4 separate regions of the Homo sapiens genome follow, and all the other regions are linked to region 1. Evidence: chromatin loops called from intact Hi-C (ENCODE). Cell type or tissue: endothelial cell of umbilical vein. All regions are shown on one strand. Each heading gives the region's core, and the rest is flanking DNA. Links, peaks and the distances in the headings are about the cores only. Region 1 holds the start of SLC32A1 (solute carrier family 32 member 1). Region 2 has its middle 50 kb from the start of SLC32A1. Region 3 overlaps LOC124904902 (a long non-coding RNA gene). Region 4 has its middle 88 kb from the start of DHX35.

The links. A loop is a pair of places that touch in the nucleus more often than their neighbours do. Peaks named below come from ENCODE experiments on the same cell type or tissue, not always from the same donor. Only the 100,000 strongest peaks of a DNase experiment are listed, where the experiment ranks them.
Region 2: it touches region 1 in a loop (5-fold over the local background); 4 of 110 quality-filtered maps call a loop at or near these places.
Region 3: it touches region 1 in a loop (7-fold over the local background); 5 of 110 quality-filtered maps call a loop at or near these places.
Region 4: it touches region 1 in a loop (8-fold over the local background); 4 of 110 quality-filtered maps call a loop at or near these places.

Annotation. Positions count from the first base shown.
Region 1 is chr20:38,721,771-38,729,105 of GRCh38, reverse strand. SLC32A1 (solute carrier family 32 member 1) reads right to left here and starts at 4,620. Exons shown (of 2, transcript NM_080552.3): 1 at 3,992-4,620; 2 at 1-1,654. The coding sequence starts at 4,381. The coding sequence ends at 467. RefSeq lists enhancers at 33-692, 1,353-2,013, 2,228-2,765 and a silencer at 1,626-1,920. In endothelial cell of umbilical vein, for the core only: CTCF peaks have their summits at 1,738 (motif pointing right) and 3,043 (motif pointing left); no DNase peak of the experiment used is centred there; H3K27me3 peaks cover 4,472 bases.
Region 2 is chr20:38,670,614-38,677,948 of GRCh38, reverse strand. No RefSeq gene overlaps it. Among named protein-coding and RNA genes, the nearest start is that of SLC32A1, 50 kb to the left of the region's middle. RefSeq lists a silencer at 3,383-3,492. In endothelial cell of umbilical vein, for the core only: no CTCF peak of the experiment used is centred there; a DNase peak (open chromatin) is centred at 3,478; H3K4me3 peaks cover 1,056 bases; H3K27ac peaks cover 395 bases.
Region 3 is chr20:38,786,497-38,793,831 of GRCh38, reverse strand. It overlaps LOC124904902 (a long non-coding RNA gene), which reads right to left. Exons shown (of 2, transcript XR_007067584.1): 2 at 6,996-7,335. Among named protein-coding and RNA genes, the nearest start is that of PPP1R16B, 16 kb to the left of the region's middle. In endothelial cell of umbilical vein, for the core only: a CTCF peak has its summit at 3,184 (motif pointing right); a DNase peak (open chromatin) is centred at 3,211.
Region 4 is chr20:39,047,023-39,054,357 of GRCh38, reverse strand. No RefSeq gene overlaps it. Among named protein-coding and RNA genes, the nearest start is that of DHX35, 88 kb to the right of the region's middle. In endothelial cell of umbilical vein, for the core only: a CTCF peak has its summit at 4,121 (motif pointing left); a DNase peak (open chromatin) is centred at 4,097; H3K4me3 peaks cover 859 bases.

The sequences.
Region 1 (7,335 bases), core at 979-5,978:
GCTGCAGGGTTGAAACGTCTCCGGAATGGGAAGCGCTCTTGCTGGAAATGGCTGGACGCTGTAGATTCCGAGCTCTGGATGGATGTGAAATATTCCCCCAAGGTCAAGTTGCCACGCCTGCGAGCTGCGCCCCCTCTCCCTCCCTTCCCAACCCCCTCGATGACTGGAACCAAAGTGTCGGGGCCCCACTTGGAAGGACAGAGAACCCTGCCCGCAAATGCACCCCGCCTCCCCCCAAAACCAGGGTGTTGTGGAAAAGAAAGGACAACAGAAACGCAGACGCGATGGATCGTGAATCCCTGTCCCCTCCCATCCCCCCCATCCCCGAATAATCAGAAACTAGGAACCAGAGATGTTTAAAGCTTGGCCTCCCAAGCGCGGCGGCAGGGCGCACTGGGCTGGTGGGGGCGGGGTGAGGGGAGAAGGGAGAGAGCGCAGAAGCGCGGCGGGGGCTCGCCCTTGCGCCCTAGTCCTCCGCGTTGGTTCGGTAGGCTTCGATGAGGCCCTCGAGGGAGTGCACGAAGCCGGACACGCTGCAGATGCCGCCGATGACGAAGATGGCGACGTCGAAGAAGACTTGGTGCCACAGCAGCTTGCGCCAGAGCAGGCGCAGGTGAAAGAGGCTGGGCAGCAAGAAACAGAGGCCGGCGCCCGTGAGGCTGCCGGTGAGGCCCATGAGCAGCGCGAAGTGCGGCACATAAATGGCCATGAGCAGCGTGAAGACGACGAGCGCGCAGCGCAGCGTCAGCCCCCAGGACTTCAGGCGCCCGTCGCCGCTGTAGCAGGCCGGGAAAAAGGCGCGGCTGCCTTCCTGGAAGAGCGACTTCTCCAGCACCTCGACAGCGGCAAAGAATGGCAGAGGATAGGACAACAGCGCCTTGGCCACCAGAAAGATGTTGACCACGGCGCGGATGGAGCCGGGCAGGTTATCCGTGATGACCTCCTTGGTCTCGTCGGCCCAGGTGAGGTAGGCGACGAGCGCGAAGAGGCCCTTGAGCACGCAGGCTGCGATGTGCGTCCAGTTCATCATGCAGTGGAACTCGCTGGGCTGCTGCATATTGCCCTCCAGCGAAGGCAGGAAGATCTGAGACGTGTAGCTGAACACGATGATGCCAATGGAGATGGGGAACTTCTTGACGTCGATGTAGAACTTGACCTTCTCCCAGGCCCAGTCGCGCGCCCGCGATAGACAGTAGGCTATGACCAGGATATTGATGACGAAGTGGGCCAGAGTGCACAGCAGACTGAACTTGGACACGGCCTTGAGGTTCTTAAGGAAGGCGCAAGGCAGCAGCACGGCCGTGGCGATAATGGACCAGGACTTCTGCGACACGGGCAGCCCCGGGAAGCTGTTGTACATGAGGTTGCCACTCACCACCACGTACAGGATGCACGTCATCACCAGCTCGATGATCTGCGCTACGTTCACCACTCGGCCGCCCAGCGTTGGGAAGCGCGGGGCGCAGCAGGCGTTGGCTATGGCCACGTACGAGTCCCGCACGCGCACCACCTCGCCGTCTTCATTCTCCTCGTACAGGCACGCGATGAGGATCTTGCCGGTGTAGCAGCACACAACGGCGGCGAAGATGATGAGAAACAACCCCAGGTAGCCGCCGTGCAGGATGGCGTAGGGTAGGCCCAGCACGAACATGCCCTGTGGGGCGGAGAGGCAACCAGACGCGGACGCTCAGCGAACTTGGCAACGGATGAGGGGCCCGGGGGGCGTGGCTTAACGCTGTGGCCCGAAGGGGGCGCTAAGGACACTGAGAATTGGGTCTGAGCCGCCGGGGAGGAGAGGTTAAGAGCAGGCTGCGGGGTGGATGTAGGGGAACTAATAGTGAGCCCGGGTGTCGAGCCAGAGATGGAGAGGGAGGGATGTATGGACGGATCTGAGAAGGAAAGGTGCGCTAATGGCTGGTGATAGCGAGAGGGCTAGGGTGGGAGAGGGCTGAGAATAGGGAGAAGCCACAGGAGGGAAGGGAGATACTTCGGGATGGTTTCTGGGGACAGGAACAGAATGAGGAGTTGGGGGAGGAGATGAGAAGGGACAGAAGGGAGCGTAGTCGGAAAGGGGCTCTAAGAAAGGTAGTGAGCTGGGCCTGGGCCAGTGGAAAGAGTGGGCACGGGATTTGTGGTGGGGCTGGAATGGGGCACGGGAGCTAAAGAGGAAAACTCGGGCGTCTCAGGCTCAGACCAGAGGAGGAAACGTTAAAGGCTGCAGTTGTGAGGCGAAAAGGAAATAGGGTAGAGAGGGAGAGGGGCTGAAGGTGGGGCAAAGCCCCTGGGAGGCAAGAACAGAGACAATGTGAAGACGCTTGGGGAGCAGCGCGCGGGGAGGAGGAAGCAGGGCTGGAAATTGAGAGTCTTAGGACAAGGCTGGAGTTAGAGTGAGGCGAGGGCGAGACCTAAGGAAGGGGACTAAGTGGAGGCTGGGGAGGCAAGCAGGAGGAGGAGCTTGGCGGGAAGGCGCCAGGGAGGCCAGAAAGCCGAACCGAGCAAGAGTCTAGAACCAGAAGCTTCAGGGTCAGGCGGACAGGGCTGTAGGGTTTAGAATCCACACGGGGACTAAGAGCTAACGAAATCCAGGGTCCCGGAGGCCTACGAGCCTCCAGCCTCCTGCCCTGGCCTCCCTTGGGGCCTATCAAACGGAGCCTTGAAAGACGCCCCGGGAAGTCGCGGGGCACAGCGAAGGCGGGAGCAGCCCCGGGTCCGTGATCCAGCAAGGCCGTCTCGCCGGGCCCCGGAGCGGAAAGCGCCTTGGGTCGGGCCATCTGGTGTTCGGGGCCCGGTGGAGTCCTGCTTACCCCGATACATGGAACAACCCCTGGGAGGCCTCTGCTCCCAGAAAACCTGCCTTCCGTGGCCCCAGTGATAGTGCGCTCCAGGGACGCCGCGGGGCCAAGCTGTAAGGGACCGGGGTTGCCTAGAGCTGAAGTCTCCTTCGGCCCAGAAAGCTGCGGCCTGCCAGCCCCTGCTAGCTCGGAGGTCGTTGCCAAGACTCCAAACCTGCTCCCTATGTAGGAGTCCTGCGCCGCCTGGTGGGGAGTGGGGGGTTAGGAATAAGGGGAGAGGGCCTAGAGAGCAGGGGCCATTCTTAGCCTCTGGAGAGGGCTTCGCCAGGGTCACACGGGGAGGAGCTGGCCGCCTCTTTGCGGTGCAGCCGGGATTTCGGGCGAGAGGGGCGAGTCTGTGCACAGGTAATGCTGGATTATTGCGGACTAAATGTGTTTGTGTGGGAGCATGTGTGTGCTTTCGTGTGTGTATACCTGTATGTCTCCAACAGGGCCGCACCCAAGGGAGCAGGCTGGTTCCTGTCTGCATGCATCTGTGCATGTGTGTGTGCATATGTTCAAACGAATATTCGTGTGTTTGGTATGTGCAGGTATATGCTTTTGTTTGTGGAGCTGTAGGGGTGTACGCAGGTGCATTTGGGGATAGTACTGTGGTCTATATATAGATACATGTCGTGTGCGCCTGTGCCTGCGCCTTTGTTCGTGGGAAGGGGGGCTGTGGGCATGTGGTGTGCCTGCCTATATACGTGTGCGTGTCTATGCGTGTGTGCGGGGGGAGGAGACTCCGACCTCAGCGATTTCCCCTTCTTCTTTCCTCCCAAAAATGCAGCTGTGAATCCGTTCCAGAGTCCAAGACCAAACCGTGCCCTCCAATCCTGATTTTCTTTCTTTCTCATCGCTTCCTGCTCCCTCCCCCCATTTCCTTCACTTTTGCAGTGTCTCCGGACAGGTGTCTCAGACCGAACTTCAGCCTAGCGGTCTTGCAGCTGGTGCCGTTGGGAGGGAGCGTGGGTTAGGGCGGAAAACACCGCCTGGGGGCGTAGGTCCCCGCGCAGGGCTGGGAGGGATGGAGAAAGGGAGATTCCTGGGTACAGGAGGGGGTCTCCAGGCCGAGATCACCGGGCGACTGTCGGGGGCAGAGCCCGGCACGCTGAGCTGGGAGGGGGGAGGACAGGCAGAACTGGGAATCCCGCGCTTACCTGGATGGCGTTGGTCACGTTCCAGCCTGCCTCCCACGCCGTGATTTTGGGCTTGTCGTGGCCCCCGAATTCGCCACCACCTCCCACCTGGTCCTTGGAGCCGGAGGGCGGCAGAGGAGCTCCGCTGCCTCGCTGATAATGGATGTCTCCCTCGACGGGCGCTTCAGCGCCCTCGTCCCCGCAGGGCTCTCCCTCGGCTTTCAGGATGTCCATCTGCAGGCCCTGGCGGTGCTCAAAGTCGAGGTCGTCGCAATGCGCGAAGCCCACCGCCTCCTCATCCGTGGCCGCCTGAAAACCCATCCTGGCGAACATGCCGCTCATCTTGGCCTGGGACTTGTTGGACACGGACGTGGCCACGTTGGACAGCTTGCTGCGGAGCAAGGTGGCCATGGCGGCGGTGGGGACAGCGGAAAGGACAGAAGGACCCGAGGATGCGGGGAACGCGATGCAAGAAGGCGAGGGCTGGGGGGCGCAAAGTCGCTATCTCCGCTTGCTCTCCGCGCGGCGCCCCGGGGCTCTCTGGCTCATGACCCTCGCAGCTGGCGTTCGAGGCTCTCTCAGGGCTGGACCGGGCAAGCTGGCAGCAGGTCTGGCGGAGCGGCGGCGGCGGCGGTGGTGGCTAGTGCACTGCGGAGCTGCCGCGGGGCGCGAGCTGGGCTGCGGAGGGCGGCGGCGGCGGCGGCGGCGGCAGCGGCGTCAGAGCAGCTACGCGAAGCTGGCGCGGCGCCCCCACCCGTGCGCAGCCCAATGCGCTCCCGCCCCTCGGAATCAGGCGGTGCGGGGGTGGGGGATTGGAGAGAGGAAATACCCGGAGGCAGGGGACGTGAGGAAGGGGCTAGGAGAAGAGAAAGGGGGCGCCGAGGGATTCAGACGTGAGCTGGGGGCAGAAGAAGGGCGCCCTTGGGAAGGAGGCGGGAGGGAGCGCGTGAAAGAGGGAGCGCCGAGGGCAGGGGAGGTGGGGGGGCGAAGTGCTGCATTTCTAGGGGAGGTGCTAAGCTCGCATCCTGGCCCTTCCCACCTCGCCGCCGCAGGGTGGGAGGGGGCCGGCGTGGGCTGATGCTCGCAGTCTCCCACCCCCGGACCACCCCCTCCAGGGTCCGGGAGCTGTGCAGCCCCAGATCCTCTGGCTAAGGACTGGTCTGGGCGCCCCGAAAGCCCGCAGGACTGAGTTGTCAGTCTCTCGCGGAGCGGGTCGTCTATAAGTCAGTTTCCCTGGCACCCATCCTTCGCGCGTAAACCCGGCCGCGAGTCCCCCTTGAAGGTAGAAGTGGCTGGCATGGATCGCTCCCAAGGAAGCTCAGCCTCAGGCTCAGTCACCCGGGTTCTCTCCGCCCGTCCAGGGACGCCGCGAGGGAAGCGATTGTGCGGATCGCTCGCCACCAGCCGCTCTCCAAATGCGTGCAGAATGGAGGCGAAAGGTTGGCTTTTCTCTTTCTTTTCGTTTGGGGGTCTGGAAGAAGGCAGGACTCTATGAGGACACCTCTCGTCAGCCTCCTAGCGGGTCTGCGAATGCCCACGCCGAGAGGGGCGCAGACGGGGCCAGGCGCGGAGGAAAGAAGGGCTCGCGGCGCTGCAAGGCGGAGGAAGCAGAGGCTCGCGGTGCGCTGGGGCCCTGCTCCGACGGCCGCCTCCAGGCTGTGAAAGCTTGGGCTGTTTGTGTTGATTGGGGTACGGGTGTGTGAGCGCGAGTAAGGGAGAGACCCAGAGACAAAGACCGATGCTGTATCAGACTCTGCTTGAGGTTGGATCAGTGTGGCCTCTGAGAATGAGGTTTGGTAACCGCGTGTGTTCTGTGTCTGTGTGGTTTTGCGCGCATTCCAGTGTGTGTGCCAGAGCTAGTGTGTTGGATTACGTATGTGTTCCCGAATGGGGTTGCCTGCGTTCGTGCCTGTGTTAGTCCCTTTGTAGTAGTCTCCGTGAGGGTCCGCTGCTCTGAATGGGTCCCTGCGTAAGTCCCCAGCTGATGTCCTGGCCGGGCTCCTCCTGAGCAGTAAACCGCAGGGCTCCACCTGGCAGTCCCAGCCTGAATGGAGAAGTAGCGGCTGTGACTGGAAGTGGGGGCGGGGGCGGACGGAAAAACCGAAGGAAACAAAAAAGGAAGCAGCTCCCCATCTCCCCTCTCTCGAGGCCCTTTCTCCCTGGGAACCCCAGCCACTCTTTCTCTGCAGTATTTCTAGATTAGCTCACGTCAGCGCACAAGTAGGGCGGCCCGAGGGCTTTGGCCAGAGAGTTGGAGCTGCCAGGACAAGACAGGCTTCCCTCTCTACACCCTCCCGCCTCCTGCCACCTCCTCCCATCCCAAGCCCCTCCCAGTCTCCCGGAGGAGGCTTCTCTCCAGATAGGGAACCTCCACCACATTGGACAGAGATGCTCCTAACCTCTCCCCAGGTACCCCCTTAATTTCCCCAGAAGCTCTGGAAAGCCCCTAGCTCCTGCCTGGTGGAAACCAAGACAGAAATCCTCTTCTTAGCCTCCAGCTACTAAGACCAAAAAACAAAACAAAACAAAGCAAAACAAAAAACAAAACAAAAAAAGACCCCTCTATAGAACCGTCCTCCAAATACAGACACTCCAAGTCATGACAGGACCCAGAACAAAGACAGGAAAGAGATTCTTCCTCCAAACACAGAGATCCTCTCCTCCAAGGAGGCTTCTAAATAGAAGCGATCCCCCATCCGAAATTTGCCCTATACGGAGAGCCTCGGCCCACCCCAATTCTCAGATACAGGAAAGACAGAGAGAGAGAATTTTCCCTACAGATTCCTATAGACAAAGATCTCCACATCCTAATTGCCATCCTCTCCCCTTCTGTTTCTGGTGAAATTCTTTGGCCCACAGGAGATGATCTGGGCAGAGGCTGGGTCTTTGTAGGATTCCCCAGTGCCTCCTCCACAGCATTACACCCAGACCTTAGGATGGCCACTGATGCCTTCTCTGACAAGTGAGTCTAAAGTGGGCTGTGACGTTTTTTCATCAGTGAGAGATGGGGTCATTTATTCCTTCATTCAGTGAACCTTTTCACAGCCCTTCCTGTGCACGTGATTCTGTTCTGGCTATTCCAGGAATTGTCAAGATGACACAAGCATAGTCTCTTCCTATACTCCCCACTCCAATTCTTGGGTCTAGGAGGGAACTTAGAAAGCCCTGAGTCCAATTTTCCTTTCTGCAATGTTTAAACCTCCCCCAAACATCCCAACAGAACCTCACATTTATCCTAGTTTTACAGACAAGAAAACTCAGGCCTGAGCAAGGAAGTGTCCTGCCCAAGGTCACACAGAATCCAGGTTAAAGCCAGGCTAGAACCCCCAGGAATCCTAAGGCTCTTTCCAGCATGCCTTGCCCTG
Region 2 (7,335 bases), core at 743-5,742, 51 kb after region 1:
CAGTTGCTTCTGAGGCTTGAATGTCAAGCATGAGCTGCTGGGTCTGGAAACCCTGATGCCCTGGACCTTTGCTGGGTCTACCCTTCCTAGGGGCAACTTCTCTATTGGCCCAGGTAGACAGCTGGTGTTGATGGCCAGCTCTCCTCATTCTCTCCATCCTTTCATTCACCAAATGTTTACTGAGGGCCTCCAAAGGGTCAGGCACTGGGCAGACAGTGATGAACAGGACTATCTTCAAAGAGCTCCCAGGAAAGGCAGACAGTAACTGCATAATAACCCTCAGATTGGCAATGTCTGCCTACCCTCTCCTCCCAGATGGGGCTCTGGAGGCATTCAAATCAGTCCACTTTTCTTTGCCATTGCACTCTGTTGGGCATGAGCTGATCATCTTCAGCTGCACCCAAGTCTTTTAGGGCCCTCCTACATGAGAGTGAATTATCTGCCCCATTCCCCAGAGGTTGGGCAGCCACCACCTGATGGAGATAATAGCAGAGTTCCCTTCATCATTTCTCTAAGGGAAGCCCAGACCCTTCCTATAGGGAGGCTTCTAGGTGGTCTTCCTCAGCACTCCAGGGTTCTAGAAGTGAGTGTGCAATTCTCTCTCTCTCTCTCTCACACACACACACCCCACACCCCAAATGAGATTCTTACAATAAGACCCTAGAGCATAATCAGTTAAAAGAACCATTGAAATATGCCTTCTTTTATAGCCCTGATTTTCCCACACAAACTAATCTACTCCAGCAGACTTAATTCAAATGAACTGCACGTTCTCAGCACTATAAAAGTGACTTTATCACAGTCAAGAGAGAAAGATTAGAAGAAATGAATATGTGGGTGATTGAATACAGGATGTCCAGTGACAGGGGATGGAGGATGCGGATTTGCTATCTTGGTTCAGCCTCGGTTTATGATGATTGAGAGGGCTGCCCTCTCAATGGGCAGAGGCAGAATGGCCACAGGGTAAACACCGCTCCAGCCATGCCTGGCAGCCACCATCTGGCACTGAGAATGGCCAGCCTGAGCTGGCCTGGCCTCATCCAGCCTCCTGCTGTGGTCAGCTTAAAGGAAGCACAGAGGTGGGATCTGGAATCAGCCTGCCTGGGTTTGGACACCAGCTGTCCCACACAATAGCTGTGTGGCCCTAGGTAAGCTGGTTTACCTCACTACGCCTCACTTTCTCCATCTGGAAAATGGGAATGATTACCGCGAGGGCCTCACCAAGTTTGCTCTGAAGATCGAATGTTATAACACACACATGAAGTGGAGTGCTGGTCCCACAGTCGAGGACTGGCCAGGTAGACTTAGTATCAGCATCTCTCTACTCAGCCAGACCTCTGCTGCTGTTCTGGGCCTGGCTGGGGCAACATGGAGCCTCTGACCCTTTGAGAAGAAATCATCTAAGTTAGGAGGAGCCTTGGACTGGGTGTGGGGATGCTTTTGACCCTTTCCACCAAGCCATAGCATCCATGTACTGTGCTGTGACTTGGTAATAGTGCAACCACCTTAGGTTCAGATCCTGGCCCTGCCGTTTACTAGCTGTGTGAATTTGGGCATATCATTCAACCTCTCTGGGCCTCATTTTCCTCATGTGTGTAAATGGAGCCACCAAGAGTCCTTACTTCATAGGGATGACATGAGGACTAACTGAGATAACCCATCTGCAGCAGGCAACACAGCCCTGGTGTGAAGGAGGCGCTCAATAAACATGGGCTATTATTAATCCATTATCCTGATGGTATCTCACGGTACTGCTCCTCACATTATGACTCTAGATTTTACCTACCAGGCTGTTTCGTTTTGAGACGGAGTCTCACTCTGTCACCCAGGCTGGAGTGCAGTGGTGTGATCTTGGTTCACTGCAACCTCTGACTCCTGGGTTCAAGTGATTCTCCTGCCTCAGCCTCCCAAGTAGCTGGGACTAAAGGTGCGCACCACCACGGCTGGCTAATTTTTGTATTTTTAGTAGAGACAGGGTTTCACCATGTTGGCCAGGCTGGTCTTGAACCCCTGGCCTCAAGTGATCCACCCACCTCGGCCTCCCAAAGTGCTGGGATTATAGGCATGAGCCACTACACCCGGCCTAGATTTTATCTACTAGGTTGTGAAGCAACTATCCATCCATTCATGCATTTATTGAGCAAATTGCTATTTAGTGCTCAGCTCAGAATGCAGTGATGAACCAGCAAGGCCTGGACCCTGCACTGCCTCATTCATTCATTCATGCATTCTTTAGGCAGAGACTAGGCAATGGTGTCCCAGGTCCTGGAAATACTGCAAAGAACCGAGCAAAGCCCCTGTCCTCAAGGAGCTCACAGTTTTGTGGGGGAGACAGAAAAGAAACCAATAGACAAATCCAAATACAACTTTGGGTGGTCAGTGCCGTGAAGAAACAGTGGGTAGGGTATGGGGATGGGGAGGGTCTTACAAAAGGTGGTCAGCAAAGGCCTCTCAGAGGAAGGGACGCTGAACAGAGGCCTGTGTGAAACGAGGGCCTACTTACGTAGGTGTGGAAAGTACAAGGTTAGGAAGGGGGTGGGAGAACGAGGTCTCCCTCATCTGCTCAGCCCAGCAACCCTCATTCCTTCCCAGTTTCTCAGGAGACGTCCCCCCGCCCATATGGTCACGGAAGTCAGAATCTTGGGGGTGTCCTCATTTTCCCCCTCACCCCTAAACTTGACTAGCCACTGGTTCTGTAAATTTTACTCCCTAGTCTTCTTTTGCGTTCTATCCCCCAAGACCTCACCGACATTTTCTCCCACCTGGACCACGGCAGTTACCTCGTCCTCCTTGGTCCTCTGGACTCCAGTCTCAGTCTCCGCCTCCCAAAAGCCAAAAGGACCTTTGTAGAACACAAATGTGAGCAAGACCTCTGCCCACCTCCACCCCCAGCCTCCCTGCAAATCCCTGCTGTCCTCAAGAACCATCCCAGACCCTTTGCCGGAAATTCGAAGCCCTCCAAGACCTAACCCCAACCCCATCCTCGGCTCCGTGCCTCGTGGACTCTCCTCCAGGAGGCCTTCCCGGATCCCACGGGCTGGGTTTGAGGGTGCCCCGGAAATCCTGCCCGAACCTTAGATATGGGTGTCCGCATTGGATGAAGGAACGGATGGCTCCGGGAAGACTGGGCTGGGAGTCTGAGCACAATTCAGTTTAAAACTCCCTTCCCACTCCCACCCAGGGAAACAGGAAGGGGGGGCTGGCGGCGCCTACAGTTTGCATTCCTAGCGTGGGGCGAGCGCGCGACGGAGAACAAAAGGGCGGTAATGATCCGCAGCTGGGCGAGCAGCGTGTTCGGCCTGCGGAGACACCCGACCACCGGGGGTCGCCGTGCTCACTGCGCGTGCGCGGCTAGCGGGCGGGGCGCCCCGGGGCTCTGGGGGCGGGGTGGGGACGGCCTGGTGTGTGGGTGAGGGTGTGGGGGCGGGACTTGGTATGGATGGGCGGGGCTTGACGCGCGGGGGCGGGGTCTGGTGTGGGTGGGCGGCAGCGGACGCCTGGGACCGGGCAGGCGCCTGGCGCTTCCTTCCGGACCAGCTGCTCCGCGCCGCTCTGCTGTCATCAGGCGGGCGAGGAAAAGCCCCGCGTTCGCCGGTCGGCGCGGAGCCGAGCAGAAAATTGTTGATTCAGAGAAAATGAGAGCATCACGACTAAACAATGGCGGAAAGCGGCGACGACGCCGACAGGGCGTCCTAGCATCCCCTCCCTCCCGCTCGCGGGGACACGGGGAGCGAAGAGGGAGCTGAGCTGAGGGCCCGCGCGGAGAAGGGGGCGAGCGCTGCCAGCTCTGGGTTGGAGGCTGGGGGTACCGACCCCAGGGCTGCACCCTGAAGCCCTGAACTTAACGTCCCTCTCGGGTCCCCAGAGGCCCCGGATCCCGCTACCCTGGGTCCAGCTTTGAATGTTTCCGGACTTAGGGCACTGGGGTTGGGCCATGCTTTCTGACTGCAGGGGCGCATGAAACCCTGACTCCTCACCGTGGCCAGTAAGACCCCGAGTGATCAGGCTCCAGCCTCATGCCGCACCACGGCGCCCCTTAGTGTGACTCACACGTTCGTTGTCCTTTCTGTTCCTCAGACAAGCCCATCGCTTTCCTGATTCCCTCTGCCTTGGAAAGCTGTTGACCCACTCTTTGCATGACTGGCTTCTTCAGGTGTCAGCTTAACTATCACCGCCTCCAAGAGGTCCTCCCTGACCCTCTGATCAGAAGTGGAGCCCCACCCCTCCGTTATTCTGTATGATAGCGTCCTGTTCATTCCGTTCTTTTTCAAGGCGTGAAGTAATTTTGTAATTAGGTAGTTTTCCATAAACTTCATAAGATCAGGGACCTCTTCTTTACAGCTTTCCCAAGTCCCCATCTGAGTTCCTGGAAAGTCTTAGGTTCTGAGCCCACCCCTTCTCCCTCCCGAGGATGTGTTTCTCACAGCAGCATTTACATATTTAAAGCCAGGACACAGCCCTAAATTGTGTAGGGAACCTAAAATCCAAGCCTGGAAGTGGTGTATCCGGTGAGGTCATTAGGGTTGATTTTCCGAGCTAAATAATAATAGGCCAGGTGCAGTGACTCACATCTGTAATCCCAACACTTTGGGAGGCCGAGGCAGGAGGATCGCTTGAGCCCAGGAGCTTGAGAGCAACCTGGGCAGCACAGTGAGACCTCTTCTCTACAAAATAAATAAATAAATTAGCTGGGCATGGTGGCACGCGCCTGTAGTCTAAGCTACCCAGGAAGCTGAGGAGGGAGGATCGCCTGAGCCCTGAAGGTGGAGGCTGCAGTGAGCCTTAATTGCACCGCTGCACTCTAGCTTGGGCAACAGAGTGAGACCCTGTCTCAGAATAATAATAGTAATAGTCATCATCATCATAAATATTACTAACTTAGCACTCATCCTGTGCCACGCCCTGTACTGGTCGTATAAATGTTAATTCAATTCATCCTCATATCAATCTCAGCTTATTTGTGCTTTTAAGCACTGCCAGATATGCCTCCGCCAGGAGGGAAGGATATGGTGTTCGCATTAAACGGGGATTGCTGACAGGGGTTATGGGGAGGCCCAAGAAGATGCAGGGCCAGCTGAGGGGCCTGCTACTTGGTGCCCAGCACTGGAGACTTGACCGAATTCAAGGCCAGGCTCCTCTTTTTATAATGTGTGTATCTTGGGAAAGTTACTTAACTTTCTCAAGCCTCAGTTTTTGCACCTTAAACGGGGTCAGCCTGGGGATCTCCCCTCCTGGCCTGATTGGGATTCAAGTCTAAACCAAGGGTAAGAAAACATCGTCCATGTGATGGTGACTGGCCTAAAAACAATTTGCTGCTGATGATTGCAGAACCCCCTCCCCAAACTGCAGTTTAGAAGCCACACAAGCAAGTAAGTAAAGATGCCTAATGAGTAATAAGAGCAAACACTTACCTGGTTCTCACTGTGTCTTACTGCTGTGCCAGGTGCTTCACTACATTGACTGATTCATACCTCAGAACACACTTGCCGGAAAGGCATTATTATCCTCATTTTGCAGAATAGGAAGCCGAAGCACAGAGAGGTTAAGTAACTGGCCTAAGGTCACCCTGGGGGGAGTGGCAGAACTGGACTGGAACCAGGCAGCTGGGCTTCATCATCCGTCCCTTCAACCTTTTGCTGCATATCAAAAGTTAGTGTTCACACTTTTAAGAGGGCAAACTAGATGACCCAGTGGTTGCAACTCCTTTGGGGTGAGTCCCCTCTCTTCACCGAGGCCTGATTTTTTTGTAGTAAAAATCTTCTAATTATGATGACAAAGCTGAATGTTTTCAGGCAAGATCTTGTTTACTGTCATCTCATATGATTGTGTTTTGTTTTGTTTTGTTTTGTTTTGAGACAGGATCTCACTCTGCTGTCCAGCCTAGAGTACAGAGGTGTGACCTTGGCTCACTGCAACCTCCCAGGCTCAAGTGATCCTCCCACCTTAGCCTCCTGAGTAGCTGGGACTATAGGAGCACTCCACTACACCCATGTAATTTTTAAAATTTTTTGTAGAGGTGGGATCTCGATACATTGCCCAGGCTGGCCTCCAACTCCTGGCCTCAAGTGATTCTTCCCCTTTGGCCTCCCAAAATGCTGGGATTACAAGAGTGACTGCCCAGCCTACAAACAAGCCATTGTTGGCAGGGAAAGGCACATTTTAAGGATTGACACGGTGGGACAGGAAGAGCCCTAAGCTCAGAGTCAAAAGGACCTGAGCACTAACGCTGGTTATGACATGGACTTGCATACATATCCTTGCACTCCTGGGTCTCCAAACACAACAACTGGCATCATTGCTCACAGTGTGCTAGGAACTATGACAAGCATTTTATATGCATCACAATAAGCCTTTGAAGCTTGGATTATCACCCTCACTTGGAGGATGAAGAAACTGAGGCTCGGGAGTGTGGACAGGGGGTGGTCCTTAGATCCAGGAAGGGAAGCCAACACTGCTCTCTAGGCAGGGAGGGAGAGGCGGGGCAGCCTGGTCTCTTTCACAGCTAAGAATAGTTAAAAGGCAATTACGATGCTAATTTCAGCACTAATGGCTACAGCAGCTGAGAGAGCGGGAGCTGAAAGGTGCTGTTAGCAGAGAGTTGCTAGCCAGGGCCTGCAGACAGTCCCCTCTCCCTGGAGACCCCTGGGCCGTGGCTGAGTCACAGCAGAGACACTGGCTCATTAGGCCCTAAATAAAGCAGCCACTGCTCCTGGACAAGGCTCAGCTCTTCCAGGTCCTTCCGCAGTGTCCCTCAGAGTGAAGGGAGAATAGCCAGCAGTCTGGGAGGGCACTGTGGACCTCATGGGTGATAAAGATGCTCAGGAAATCCCACTTTTCCCTCCCCCTTTCCCTCCCTTCCTGCAACAAGCACAAAAACAATAACAACAACAAAATGTGTTTGTCTATTGGAGGCAGGCTGCCTGTGGCTTACCAGCCATGTGGCTTTGAGCAGTGTATTTTATTTCCTGTGCCTCAGTCTCCTCATCTGTAAAATGGGGTTGACAACAATAGTACCCATTTCATAGGGCAGTTCTCAGGTTTAAATGACACAGCTCCGGTAAAGCCCGTGGCATGATGCTCACACTCAGTAAGTACTCAATCAAGAGTGAGCTGCTGGAATGGGGGTAACGTCAGGCAGTGTGCTGGGGATGTCATACCAAGATGTACAAGGTCCTGGCCTTGTGCTGGAAGGACAGCTAAGCCATTAGAGAACAGCTTGAGAGGTAATGGGGAGGGCTGAGGAGGCAGTGGGGTCACAGCGATGGAGAGTGGCTGGCAGGGAGAAGGCTTTACAGAGGAAGTGACATCTCAGCCAAGGTCACTAGTGAGTTTGAG
Region 3 (7,335 bases), core at 879-5,878, 65 kb before region 1:
GAGCCTGGAACACCCACAGCCCAGGAGGCAGCCTGAAAGCCGAAGCGCTTTTCATGTGTTACTGCCTGGAATAAGAGAGGGAAGGTCTTTTGAAATTCTAGAAATCTATGCTTGGAAGATATGTCATCCCTCGGTATCTGCAGAGGACTCTGGTTCCCAAAATCAGTGCGTAAAATTTCAGGAGTCCTGCAGGATTCCGGCAAATATGGTATCTTCCATCCGCATTGGGTTGCAGATGCAGAACCCATCCATATGGGCAGCCTACTGTATTTATTGAAAAAAAAACAAAAACAAAACTGTGTTTAAGTGAACCTGTGCACTTCAAACCCATGTTGCCTAAGGGTCAACTGTACATAGGCAAAGCCTGAAGTGGAAAGGCAAAATGTTTATCCCCACATGACAGATGGGTTGAAGAGATGCTCCATTTCTGAATTATCAGGGAAATGTAAATAAAACAGATAGGAGGTAGAGGTCACATCCATCGGAAAGGCAAAATAAATATAAATAAAATAGTCTCTCAATACCGCGGTGGGCTAAGACTGTGTAAGTGGAACCCCATGGGGTAGGAGGAACCAAACCCTGGTGCAATCGTTTTGGAGGGAAATTTGGCATTATTTGGGAAAGTTGGGTACTCGCGTCCAGTAATACAGCAGCTCCACATTTAGGAACATCCAGCTAGGAGAAAACCTCCCACCTGTGTAGAAGACATGTCTAAAGATATTCATTAGGCCTTTATCTGCAAAAGGCCAGCAACATCCTAAATGCCTACCAAAGGGGGAATGGATAAATGGATTCAGGAGTGCTTTAATATCGCAGAATTCTAAACAACAGAGAGAATGAACAGAAATAAAGCTGCCTGCATCAACATAGATAAATCTGAAAAAACAAAATGAGTTGGGAAAAAATGCAAGCTGCAAATGAACACTTACAGTGTGATACTTTTATATTTATTTATTTATTTATTTACTTTTGAGATGGAGTTTCACTCTTGTTGCCCAGGCTGGAGTGCAAGGGCACAATATCGGCTCACTGCAACCTTCAACTCCTGGGTTCAAGCGATTCTCTTGCCTCAGCCTCCTGAGTAGCTGCGATTACAGGCACCCACCACCATGTCCAGCTAATTTTTTTTTTGTATTTTTAGTAAAGACGGGGTTTCACCATGTTGGCCAGGCTGGTCTCGAACTCCCGACCTCAGGTGATCCACCCGTCTCAGCCTCCCAAAGTGCTGGGATTACAGGCATGAGCCACTGGGCCCGGCTGATACTTTTATATTTTATAACCACAATAGCATGCATTTGTGATACCCAGATTTGCACTAGAGGCATAATAAATGATAGGCTGGCTGTCTTCACTAGCCCTACAGACCTAAGACTGTGTAAGTGGAACCCATTGGGGTGGGAGGAACCAAACGCTGGTGCAGTTGTTTTGGAGGGAAATTTGGAGGCCTGAGTAGCATACTTCATCTTGCTCTGCACTACTGTGGATGACACCATAGGAATTCCCTTGTCTTCTGGCTTCTTGTAGGAGATAAGAGGGCAGAAGTGAGGCCATGTGAGTTGGCTGTGTCCCTCTACTGAAGGCCACAGCTTCTACTGCTGACCTTCTTCAGGCTTTGGTAGGTGCTCACACCACTTGCCTCAGTTTCCCCATTCATAAAATGGGTATGATAAAAGTAACTATCTCCTAGGTGCATTATGTGGACTAGATAAGCATAGGCACTTGGCGCAGTGCCTGATAGGTTATAAATAACTCAGCAAAAGTTAGCTTTTATTGTTATTAATCACACCCTTTCTCCATTCCTACAAGGAACTCCTTCCCCACTGCCCCCCCTTTTTTTTTTTGAGGCAGAGTTTTGCTCTTGTTGCCCAGGCTGGAGTGCAATGGCACAATCTCGGCTCACTGCAAGCTCCTCCTCCCGGGTTCAAGCAATTCTCCTGCCTCAGCCTCCTGAGTAACTGGGATTACAGGCATGCGCCACCATGGCTGGCTAATTTTGTATTTTTAGTAGAGATGGGGTTTCTCCATGTTGGTCAGGCTGGTCTTGAACTCCCGACCTCAGGTGATCCACCCGCCTCGGCCTCCCAAAGTGCTGGGAATACAGGCGTGAGCCCCCACGCTTGGCCCCTTCCCCCCTTTTTAGACATGAAAATCTCATGGCTTCCCTTAATATTACTTGACATTCCAAAATACAGGTCTGAAAGCAATCCTTTTTCATAAAGCATGGGACTACATGTGCTTAGGAATTTCACAATTTTTTGAATTTTATAAATGCAATGTGGTGGGTGCATAGAGTCTATATCAGTGACTCTCATATGTGAGCGTGAGTCAGAATCTCCAAGAGGGCTTGTTAAAGCACAGAGGGCTGGGCCACACTCACTCCGTAGGTCTGAAGTGGGGCCTGAGAATTTCCATTTCCATTTCCCATTTGATGCCAATGCAGCTGGTCTCAGAACCACACTTTGAGAACTACTGCTATTTTACGACATCCTTAGAGGGGTCTAGAGCAGCACCCCCAAATCAAATATTATTATTTCTACTGTGGGCTGGGCATGGTGGCTCACACCTGTAATCCCAGCACTTTGGGAGGCCGAGGCAGGCAGATCACCTGAGGTCAGGAGTTTGAGACCAGCCTGGCCAACATGGTGAAACCCAGTCTCTACTAAAAATACAAAAATTAGCTGGGTGTGGTGGCGGGTGACTGTAATCCCAGCTACTGGGGAGGCTGAGGCAGGAGAATCACTTGAACCCGGGAGGTGGAGGTTGCAGTGAGCCTAAATCGTGCCATTGCACTCCAGCCTGAGCGACAGAGTGAGACTCCGTCAAAAAAAAAAATTAAAAAAAAAATCTTACTGTGAAATGTTAATGAAAGACTATAAATAGCCTTAAGCCAGTTCGGATTAGATTTAGCTACTGAGTAAGCTTTTATAAACTGATGCAAACGCTTTGAGTTTGCAGAGAATTTTGGATTTTGGAAGAGTGTAAGGGATTGTAGACTTGTAAATGAAATTTCATGACCAAAGATGAAAGCATATTAAAAAAAGTAATTTTCGAATATGCTTTTTAAAACTACACTTGATCCACCACCATCAGGGATTATGAATGTGGAATGAATGAATGAATGTGAATAAACTCTTAAGGAAGAAGAAAGGGCGAAACAGCGGGTCTTGCATAGTTTCTATTGGCCACCAAGTGGCAGTATCAGGTCTCTCTCAAAGTTCGGGAGTGCTCGGGAGAGGGGCGTTCTACGCTGTTACGTCAAAAACAGAACCAGGCTGTGGGTAGCTGCTCCATCTAGAAGAGCCCTTGGGAGATGCTATTGCTTTGTATCCAACTACTCCAAAACTTAGAGGGGTAAAACAACCATTTCATTATGCTTATGAATTCTGTAGGTCTGAAATTTGGAAAAGGTGAAGCAGGGATAGTTTGTCTTTTCCACATGTCCCGGGCCTCAGGTGGAAATACTTGTTGGCTGGGGGTGACTCACCAGCTGGGGGTGGGGACGTGGAGGGGGGGGTGACTCAATAGCTGGGAGCTGGAATCATCCGGAGGTGTCTTCATTCACCTGTCTGGGTATTGATGATGGCTGTCAGCTGCAACCCCTACCAAGGGTCTCTCTGTGTGGTCTCTCCGTGAAGGCTAGCTCAGGCTTCCTCACAGCATGGGCTAGCCTGGGCTTCCTCACAGCATGGGCTAGCCTGGGCTTCCTCACAGCATGGCAGCTGGGCTAGCTTGGGCTTCCTAGTATGGTTGCTAGGCTAGCTCAGGAACAACATGGCAGCTAGGCTAGCTCAGGCACAGCATGGCTGCTGGGCTAGCTCGGGCTTCCTCATAGCATGGCGGTTGGGCTCAAGTGTGAGTTTCAAGGAGAGGAGAAATAGGACACCCTTTGATGGGAGGGATGTCAAAGTCAATATATTCGTTTGCTAAGGCTGCCATAGCAAAGGACCACAGTCAGGGTGACTTAAGCAACAGAAGTTTATTCCTCAGAGTTGTAGAGGCAAGAAATCCAAGATGGGGTGTGGGCAGAGTTGGTTTCTCCTAAGGACCCCCTCCTGGGCTTGCAGATGGCTGTCTTCTCACTGTGTCCTCACATGGTTCTTCCTCTGTGTGGCACATGCCTGGTGTCTCCTCTTCTTATAAGAACACAGTCATACTGGATTACAGCCCCACCCTAACGCATTCATTTTAACTTAATCACCTCTTTTTTTTTTTTTTTTTTTTTTTTTGTCGAGACAGAGTCTTGCTCTGTTGTCTAGGCTGGAGTGCAGTGGCATGATCTCGGCTCACTGCAACTTCTACCTCCTGGGTTCAAGCGATTCTCCTGCCTCAGCCTCCTGAGTAGCTGTGACTACAGGCACACACCACCACACCCGGCTAATTTCTTTTGTATTTTAGTAGAGATGGGGTTTCACCGTGTTGCCCAGGCTGGTCTCGAACTCCTGAGCTCAGGCAATCTGCCTTCCTCGGCCTCCCAAAGTGCTAGGATTACAGGTGTGAGCCACTGCGTCCGGCCAATCACCTCTTTTAAGGCCCTATCTCCAAATGCAGTCACATTCTGAGGTACTGGACTTCAACGTATATATTTGTGGGAACATGATTCTGCTCCTAACAGCCACATTGTCAGACGATCATGTGATATATAGGCGATATCTGTCTTGGGAAAATGCGGTCTGCCATGGCACCCGTCCTCGAGGCACACTGCACACACCGATGGTGTCGCAGTTGGTCATGCACATCATTCTCAATCCTACCTCCACGCCTTTGGATGCACCGCTCTCTCTGCCTGGGATGCCCTTCCCTGCCCTCCTCTAACAGGCCACTCCTAGTCACCTATCCAGAGCTCTCTGCTCATCCAGAACATCCATGACCCTGCCTCCTGTCACCAATGTCAGGGACCATGATGTTTATCACCACTCTTATCACACTGATCACTAGCACCACCATTTATAGACTGCTGCTTTGTGTCAGGCTAAGCTCTTCTGAGCTCCTTTGATTCTCACAGCAACCCTGTGAGGTCCATTTCACAGATGAAGAAACTGACAGTCAGAGTAGGGGAGTTACTAGCCCAGGACCACAGAAGAAGGAAATGGCAGAGTGAAGACTTGAACCCAGGTCTGCCTGGTTTGAGAGACTGTGTTTGTCACCTCTAGCCACAGGGCCTCTGAAAGCCCTGGCATTGGTTAAGCCCCCTCCTCTGTGCTATGCTAGCCCCTGGTTTAATCCTATCAAAGCACCAATCCCCTCATTAATGCAGGTTGCACCAGCTCTAGTCTCACCTGCCAGGCTCACTTGCTTATGCTTGGGCTGTCCCAGGGAAGGTCTCACCTGAGCTTAGACATAGGCTGAGGGCCAAGCATGCATTGTATATTACATGGCAACGTCATGACATTAATGGAGTCCAATGGACCACACTTCCTGACATCCACGCCTATGCATAGCCCCCTCTCACACTGACTTGGGGCTTGTCCATGTGACTTGCGCTGGCCAGTGGGCCATCAGCAAACATGAGGCAGGCAGGAGCTTGGGATGCTTGTATACACAGGGCCTGGTTCTCTAGGAACACTGTCACCTTGTGAATAAAGTCGGAGTAGACTCCTTAAGGATGAGAGGCTACATGCACGGAATAATCCAGCCACTCAACCTGTTCCAGGAATCCCAGCTGATGCCCCAGACATGTGAGTGAGGCCACCTTGGACTGCCTGCCCCTGTTAAGTTCCGTATCACTATAGACATATGAGTGACTCTGGCATGACCAGCAGAAGAACTGCCCAGCTGAGCCCAGCATGAATTGCTGAGCCACAGAATCCTGAGCAAATACAATAGTTGTTGTTTAAGCAGCTAAGTTTTGGGGTGGGTGTTATGCAGCAATAGATAACCAATCCCCTGCTGTGTGTCCCCTTCTGCTCCAGCGCCCTTCTTAGGCTTCTAGAGGGGCCTCGCTGCTGCTGCCGGTGTCCACCGCTCAAGCACTCCTGCCGTTCCCAAAGCAGTCAATATTTGAGGCACCAAGCCCCTCTCCCCAGTTCTGGTGCCCCCTTGGGCCTGTTACAGCCATGCTCACTTGTAGCTTGTGCCTTAGAGAACTCTGCTCTGAAACATCCTCAGGTGAGGCTGGATCCAGGGTCTCACATGATGTCCTTGGGGCTCTGTGTTACTCAGCTCTTGGCTCTGCTAGATTCTGCTGGGATTCAGTGTGCAGACAGGGTTTCCCCACATAGTTGCTGTGGTCCACCTCCCACATGTTAACTCAGTGAGCAGCTGGAGCCCTCGGGCAGCTTCCATTCCCTTGCCTGGCTATGGGCCTGTAGTGGAGGCTTTCCAGGTGTCCACCTCAGTGAAAAAAAGCCCTGAAGTAGAACCTCAACAGAGTTAATGGTGGCAGCTTTGCCATTTCTGACCTCCAGCCTGGGGACAGGCAGGAAATGATTTTGCAGTCAAGACCAGTGTAATAGTAATAGTACCATAATAATCACTTTACTTTCCTGCTATGATCCTCTACTTAATACAAGGATATTACATATTTTACCCTTATTTTGGTATATTTTGTTTATCCTCATATTCTTTTTTTACATGATAGCATGCTATATATATAATATATGATATATATTATATTATATATTACATATATTTTATATATAATATATATTATATATATATATTTTATATATTTTTTATATATATATTTTTAGACAGAGTCTTGCTCTGTCACCCAGGCTGGAGTGCAGTGATGCGATCTTACCTGACTGCAATCTCCACCTCTCAGGTTCAAGTGATTCTCGTGCCTCAGACTCCTGAGTAGGTGGGATTACAGGTGTGTGTCACCATGCCTGGCTAACTTTTTGTGTTTTTAGTACAGACGGGTTTCACCATGTTGGCCAGGCTGGTCTCAAACTCCTGGCCTCAAGCGATCCACCCGCCTCAGCCTCCCAAAGTGCTGGGATTACAGGTGTGAGCCACCACACTTGACCAATAACACACTGTTCTTTAATTTCTTGTTTATTTTTATATTAGCATGACCTTTATTATCTTATTATTTTATATTTTTAAAATCCTTTGGTCCATCAACTTCATTTATAGTAACATCATTTCCAAATACATATTTTTGCAGGGATACTCTTTGCAGTGCTATATGTAACAGAATAAACTTGGAAACAGATTTATTCAAATGCCATTCAAAGATAGAATGATTAAATAAACCATGGAATGAAATATAATAGAATACTATTCAAATGTTTAAATGAATGAGTTACTTCACAAGGAATGTACAGGAACTATATGACTAAAACTTTCAAAGGCTATTATGTGCCATGAGACTTGAATAAAGGAAAAAGTCAT
Region 4 (7,335 bases), core at 1,085-6,084, 330 kb before region 1:
GCAGATGATTCCCAGCCAGGGGATCTTGGGGGAGGGATCTTGGGGCTAGATGGGCTGTAACTGCTGGTGGGTGAAGGGTCTGAATGGTGTGCAAGCCAAATGCACTGCCCCTCTCCTCAGGGCTCTACTCACCTATCTTGGGGCAAGATACAGGGATGGCAAATGTTCCTCCATTGGTCTACCTGTCTGACCCCCCAGATTCCCCACTATACTCTGGAATAATGGCCAAGGCAGCCTGGGCTCTGGAGTCAGAGGGCTGGGTTCAAATCCCAGTTCCACCTCCTATAAGCCACCTGACTTAAGCAAGTGATTAAGCCTCTGAGCTCCAATGAATTCATCCAAAAAATGGAAATAAAAGTAGTATCCATACCTTCGAGTTAGTATATGACACATGGAAAAGCTCTTAATAAAACCTCTCATCTGCAAAAGCATTCCAATAAAATTTCATTCTCAATGTGAGTGATGTAATTATTAAATCAAAATAAATTCTGTGTATGCACAAGCCCAGTCTAATACGGTAGCACATTTAACAAAACACAGTCCAACAATCAGAAAGTGATCGGGAAAGGTTCTACTCTTTACTTGGATTCCTGAAAGAATGTCAAAGGATGTCATTACCCAACACAGTTCTTAAAATTCTATTTGCAGCCGGGCACGATGGCTCATGCCTGTAATTCCAGCACTTTGGGAGGCCGAGGTGGGTAGATCATCTGAGGAAAGGAGTTCGAGACCAGCCTGAGCAATATGGTGAAACCCTGTCTCTACTAAAAATATAAAAATTAGCCGGGCGTGGCTGCATGAGACTGTAGTCCCAGCCACCCTGGAGGCTGAGACAGGAAAACTGCTTGAACCCAGGAGGTGGAGGTTGCAGTGAGCTGAGATCACGCCACTGCACTCCAGCCTGGGGAACAGAATGAGACTCTGTCTTAAAAAAAATAAATCAATAAAAATAAAAATTATATTTGCATATCCTTTATTCTTTAATTTGCTCCCCCAACAGCTACCCAGCCACCCCCGAATCCTGCCATTTTCTCTCCCTCAACTCCCAGTCCAAACGATGTTTAGCCCTTACCATGCCGGCCCTTCACTTTTCCTCCCCCTCTTTCTTCCTGTTCACACCTGCCTCTCTCTGTTGTACAGCTTAGCCTTTTAGATACAGTTTTCCAGTCCCTACTTTTCCGTCCATCTCCCCACCCCATAATAATCATGACTGTCATTACAAATGTGGCACCTTTGGGACTACAGGCAGAGAAAGTGGTGATATCAGTGAAACAATGGAGAAAGAGTTTAACCCCCAAGCACACATGCTCACCCCTCAAAGGCAGATTCTGTGTGCTACGGCACATGCACGTATACGCACACATGCAAGGCACATTTGTGCCCACATATGTGCCATAGCATATGCATGTGTAAATGCCATGTGATGCGGTGCACGCATGTCTATGCACACATGCAAGGCATATTTGTACACATGTGCTGTAGCACATGCATATGTGTGCACACATACCATAAGCAAATGTAGGTTGTAGCATGTGCACGGGCGTGCAAAGACATGTGCAGGCACATTTGAATGTGTGCGACATAGTGTGCACATATGTGTCTGCACATGCCCTGTACAAATGGCATGTGCTGTAGTGCAAGCACACATGCCATACAAGCACCAGGGTTCTGTGGTCCAGACCTGGGGCAAACCATGAGTCCCAGGCCAAACGGCAGCCGAGCCAGGCCTCCCCACAGTCTGTCCTCCCTCCCACTTGCCTCAAGAAACAAAGACAGTTTATCAAGAACTCCCCAGTAAGCGGTTTTTTTAAGACCTTCAGCAGCAGCCGCCGGGCTGAGCTGAATGTCTCACTTTATTAGTGAGTTTGGCCTTGGGTGTCTGGCTGTTTGATCAATCCTGCCGGGGGTCAGTGATATTTCCTCCCAGCCCCCCCGCCCCTGCCCCTGCCCCTCTGCCGCACCTGATGAACAGCTTGCCCCTGGACCGCTGATCACCTATTGATTTTCCAGCCCGAGGCTACATCCGCCGCCAGCTGCCATCTCCAGCCCTGTCACCAGGACCACTTGGTGACTAACTGATCCCCCGGTCCCCTCCCACCCCCACCCCTCACTGCACACCCAGCTCCCCCACTCATGGCCCAACCTGCCCTTCCGGCTTTTTCTGTGCCCAGTTCCTACCCTCTCTTTCAGGGCTCAGTGCTGGGACCCTGGACACCAAAATCAAGTGACTCCCCAGCTAGCTTTGATGCCTGGCTGCATGACCTTGGACAAGTCACTTTAATCTCCTTGTGCCTCAGTTTCCTCATATGTAAAAATGGGGCAATATTGGAAGCTACCCATCATGTATATCAGGCAGCAGTTTCCACAGTGTATTATGGGCACCTCTGGGGTCTCTGAGACCCTTTCAGATGGTCCATAAAATTCAGAATAATGTTGACAATAATACAAACATGTTATTTGTGGGGGTTTTTTGCTCTCAGTGAAAGCTTTTTAAAACTCCCAGTGGAATATTACAGGGGCTACATGACATGTGGTATCTCAAAAACTTGCAGATGCAGATATAAAAATCAAACTGTCTTCTATTAAGGCTGACATTATAGAGATCTGCAAAAATATAAAACAAAGCCACACTTCCTTCTCTTTAAATTTTGTGTGTTGTGAAATATAGTTATTTGTCATAGGAATATATTATTTATGCTCACATGTAGTGTTTATTATTGCTATTTTAAATAAATTATAAATAAATATTATTAAAATTTGTTTTGACTCCTAAAATGGTAATTAGTGATAGATACAACCCACATGAACAAGAGCTTTGAGGGCCTTGATCATTCTTAGGGTGTAAAGGGTTCCTGAAGCCAAAAAGTTTGAGAACTGCTGGTACAAGATGCTAGCACTGTGTCTGGCTCACTGTAAGCACTCAGTAAATTATTATTGCTATGATTTGGAGTTGCTATCATTGGGAGTTAGAGTGATTTCTCCAGTCAAGCTGGGGAGGGGATTTGGGGGTGCAGATTTGGGGAGGTTGCCCCTGATTAGGGACATAAGTGGCACAAAGGTGAGATCCCCCCTGCCGGCTCCTAGCAGCCCCCTCACCTGGCACTCACTGCCAGCTTGGAGTGTCCAAAGCCATGGCCAAGGGAAAGGAGCACGTGGCTGATCTTGGCCCTAGCAGCTGGGATTGGCTGCACCTCGAGATAAACCTCCCTCAAAATTGCTCAGAGGGAGGCAGTTGGTGCAAAGAAGGAAGAGGCTGGAGAAAGAGATGTAACAATAGCTACTCCTCGATTAGCCTTACCATGTGTCAGGCATCATTGTAAGCACTTAAAGTTAAGTCATTTGAGCCCTGCGACAATCTTAGACAGTTGTTTAAAAATGTACATGGGATGATTTTGTTGTAATCAGGTATGGGAAGATGACAGACACAGAGTCAACTGCCTGAAAGGAAGATTGTATTACTTACAGTTCCCAAGAGGAGGGCACAACATTCAGGGCCACCTGAACAAAATGAACAAAAATGCAGAAATGGGGTGACCTGGGACAGTCTGGGCATCCCAATGGCCCCTCAGATTTACCATGGCCCATCTGCTTCTCCTGGCAGGCCCTTGGGTCTGCAAGAGCCCTGATGGTGGAGAGAGGGCTGCGCGGGTGGCCCCCTCCTGAGGGCTGGCTTTTGACCCCTCTCCCGCACCCACCCCAACTCCACTCTGAAGGACCCTGGCAGGCCAGGTCAATAATTAGAACTCCATAAAGGTTTGCTGGTGTTGATTTTTGTCGTTGCTTTTTGAACTGGGCCTGTAAAATGGAGAGGTTCATACCTTCCTTGGTGAAGTGGTCAAGATTTAAAGACTTGGTGAGTACAGTATAGCTTCTTGCAACGTGGACAGAGAAGGGGACACCGTCACGAGAGGTGCGGGGGCTGTTTTCACTCCGATGCGCTCAGACCGGGACTGAGCTGCTGTGGACGTGCCCGGTGGGCAGGCGGTGAGCTCGCACCGGGCAAGACACGGGTCTGACCCCTCCCCGCACTCACCCCCTCCCTGGGCGCTCGCAGGACCCGAAGCAGCGCAAGGGCGTCCTGGCTGCCCAAACGCGGGGCTCCAGCGCCGCCTGCCGGCCGCCGTGTGCAACGCCGACCCGGAAGTCTCGCCGTCTCTGCCTGCGCTGGGGACGCGCGGGACACCCGGTTCCGGGAATCCCGGTGGGGGTCCGACCTTGCTTTGGGCGCAGGGAACGCGGCTCTGCAGGACGGGCTGCCGCCGAGGGCATCGGCAAGCTTCGGGGTGTGGACCGTGCCTGCGCCCGCTGCATCCGTTTTGGGCAAGGCTGTGGCTTTTTGAGCCTCAGTCACTCTTTGCGGAGGACGAACAGGGTGGGAATTCGACTTCTCCCACCGCAGCGTCCCTGCAATCTCGTTCTCGACGACGTCCCAGCCTCCCTTCTAGTCCAGTCCCACCCCCAACATTCCTCCTACCCTACTCGCTGGGCACTTCCCGCAATTCCAAATCCCGGCGTGTGGCTCATCCACGTGAAAACCCTTCAGAGCTCCTGGTTGTCGCATAAAACGTTGCTTTCATATTAAAACGAACATGGATTCTGGGAGGCAGAGGCTGGACGATCCCTTGGGCCCAGGAGTTGAAGGTTACAGTGAGCCATGATCCCCACTGCACTCCAGCCTGGGCAACAGATCGAGATTCTATGTCAGAAAAATAAAAAATACATAAAAAGTAAATAAAACTAACATGGATCAGACAGAATGAAATTGAGAGAATGTGGAGCTGCCCAGCTCAGAGCCACCAAGCCCCTAGGAGTCACAGGGGAAGGAGACTCCCAGAGCTCCTGCAAGCCAGCCAAGAGGGGGCCCATTCTCCCAGGGAAACAGCATTGTCAAGGTGGGCTCCATCTCCAAACCAAGCTCCAGAAGCCAGGTCAGGAATTGGGACAGGGCACAGGAGGGACAGCTTGTCTGTACTCCTGCATGTCTGGGCCTCAGCTGACAGTGACCCAGAAGGCTGGGCCCTGGAAGAGCTGGGCCAGAGGACCCACTTCTCAGATGGCATCATGAACCACAGCCCATGAGTAGCCTCTCCAGCATCCTGGTTATCAGGTAGCTGGCTTGCTCGGGTGGCAGTGTCCCAGCAAGCCAGGCAGGAGCTGCATGGCCTTTCGTGACCCAGCCTCAGAAGTCACACCACATCACTTCACACAACCCTGGGTCAAAACCACTACCAACTTGGCCAGATTCATGAGAGGGACATAGACCCCACCTCTGCATGGGAGGCATGTCAAAGAATCTGTGGGGGGAAAAAAAAAGGCACGGCACCAGTCCATCTATTTTTATTTTTTTTTTTTTTAGACAAGGTCTCGCTGTGTTGACCAGGCTGACATGCAGTGGTACAACTGATCACAGCTCACTGCAGCCTCAAACTCCTGGGCTCAAGTGACTTTTCCGCCTCAACCTCATGAGTAGCTAGGGCTGGAGGCACACATACCACACTCGGCTAATTTTTTAAATTGTTATTTTTTTGTATAGACAGGGCCTATGTTGCCCAGGCTGGTCTCAAACTCCTGGCCTCAAGCCATCCTCTAGCCTCAGCCTTCCAAAGTGCTAGGATTATAGGCATGAGCCACCATGCCCAGCTCCATCTAGAAACTATGGTTTTGTGGCCTAGGGAAGGTGTCACCTGGATAAGGTATCACCTATGTTTCACCTCCAAACTCAGGTGCTCCCTCCAGAAATGGCACTGGTCTCTCCATCCCCACTGGATGAAAGATGGCCAAGAGAGACCTCCCTGAACCAGTTGCAACAGCTCAGGGCCATGACAGGATGAGGCCATGGAAAGGGGACACTGCAGGAGATGGCCGAAAAAGCAACATGATTTGCCTCAACTGTCATTTCTTAAATCCAGACACAGGGAAGGGAGGGGAAGTGGGGGACACACAAGGAATAATGGGGGGGAATCAAGGAACTGGGAGAAGAGTTCTTATAGTGCCTCTGCCCTTCCATATCTGCTCTATCAGGTTGTCAGAAGCAAGGGACCAGAAACACAGTCCACTTCCCCTGAGCCCATTGCCAGGAGTGGACAGCAGTGTGGGGACTCACTGCCTCCATGTGGCCAGCAGAGGGCAGCATAGCGCTGCTCTGCTGCATCAGATGCCTGGCAACTTGGCAGGGCCAGTCTGGAGGACTCAGGACTCAACAGGACCAGACTCAGGACCCTCCACATCCCTGGCTAAGGACGGGCTGCAGCCTGGATGTGGGTCATGTTTTAGCACGTGAGCTCCAGGGAAGCAGGGACTGTGCTCTGTGTGCAGTGGTCTCTTATCTGCAAGTGCTTCTGGGTGTCCAGTGTCAGTGAGTTGTGTTGTGAAGGGCACAAAGGTGTCCATCAGATTGTTCCTGGGTGGTTCTGAGCAATGTGTGTGTCCTGATGCCAACACTCATCTGGTGTCCAGCAGCTCCACGAGCCTTCCACTCACTGCTCCCCCTGAAAACTCCAGTGTCCCGAGCCCCAGGGCCAGGCGGGCCCCACTCCGGGCCTCTGTGCACCCCCACCCCCTGACATGGTCCTCCCCTCTGCTTAGGTCCTGGTCACCTCTGGCCTCTGCCCATCTTGAGGGTGGGGGCCCTCATCACCGCATCTGGTTCTTTCCGGGGTGACTTCCTATCTCCCTTGTTTAAATAAAAGGAGTCCACCTTGAAGGAGATGCGGGGACCTGCACACCACGGCACCAGGGAGGCTGGGATGGGCATGGAGGGAGGGGCAGCGGGTGCCCTCTGTGACACACGTGGAGGGAGCAGAGGCTCCTGTTTCCTGAGCAACCCCTGACCCAGCTCCTTTCTGGAATTTTACAATGGAGCTCACTGTGGCACCTGTGCACATGGAAGGACAGGAGGGAGGGAGGGAGGGAGAGGGAAGGAAGGAAGGAAGGCTTGCTGGTTTTAAGTTATTACCACCCCATTGCACTGGTAAGGAAACTGAGTTGAAGACAAAATTATGTCTTGCCAAGGGTCACAAAGTTATCTAATTTTGGGTGTGGGGCTTAAACCAGGTCTCCTCCAGACCCAAAAGAGTATATCCTAAATGATCCCATGTGTATGAAATTCTAGAAAAGGCAAAGTTAGCCCATAGTGACAGAAAGCAGAATAGTGATGCCTGAGGCTGGGGGGCAAAGTCGGGGTGGCTGTTGACTACAAAAGATCATGAGAAACTTTTTGGGTGAAAATGTTCTATATTTGATTTTGGTGGTCACTGTGGTGTACTGATTTGTCAAAACGTATTGACTATCCAATTAAATGAGTGCACTTATTACATGTGAATTATACCTCATTAA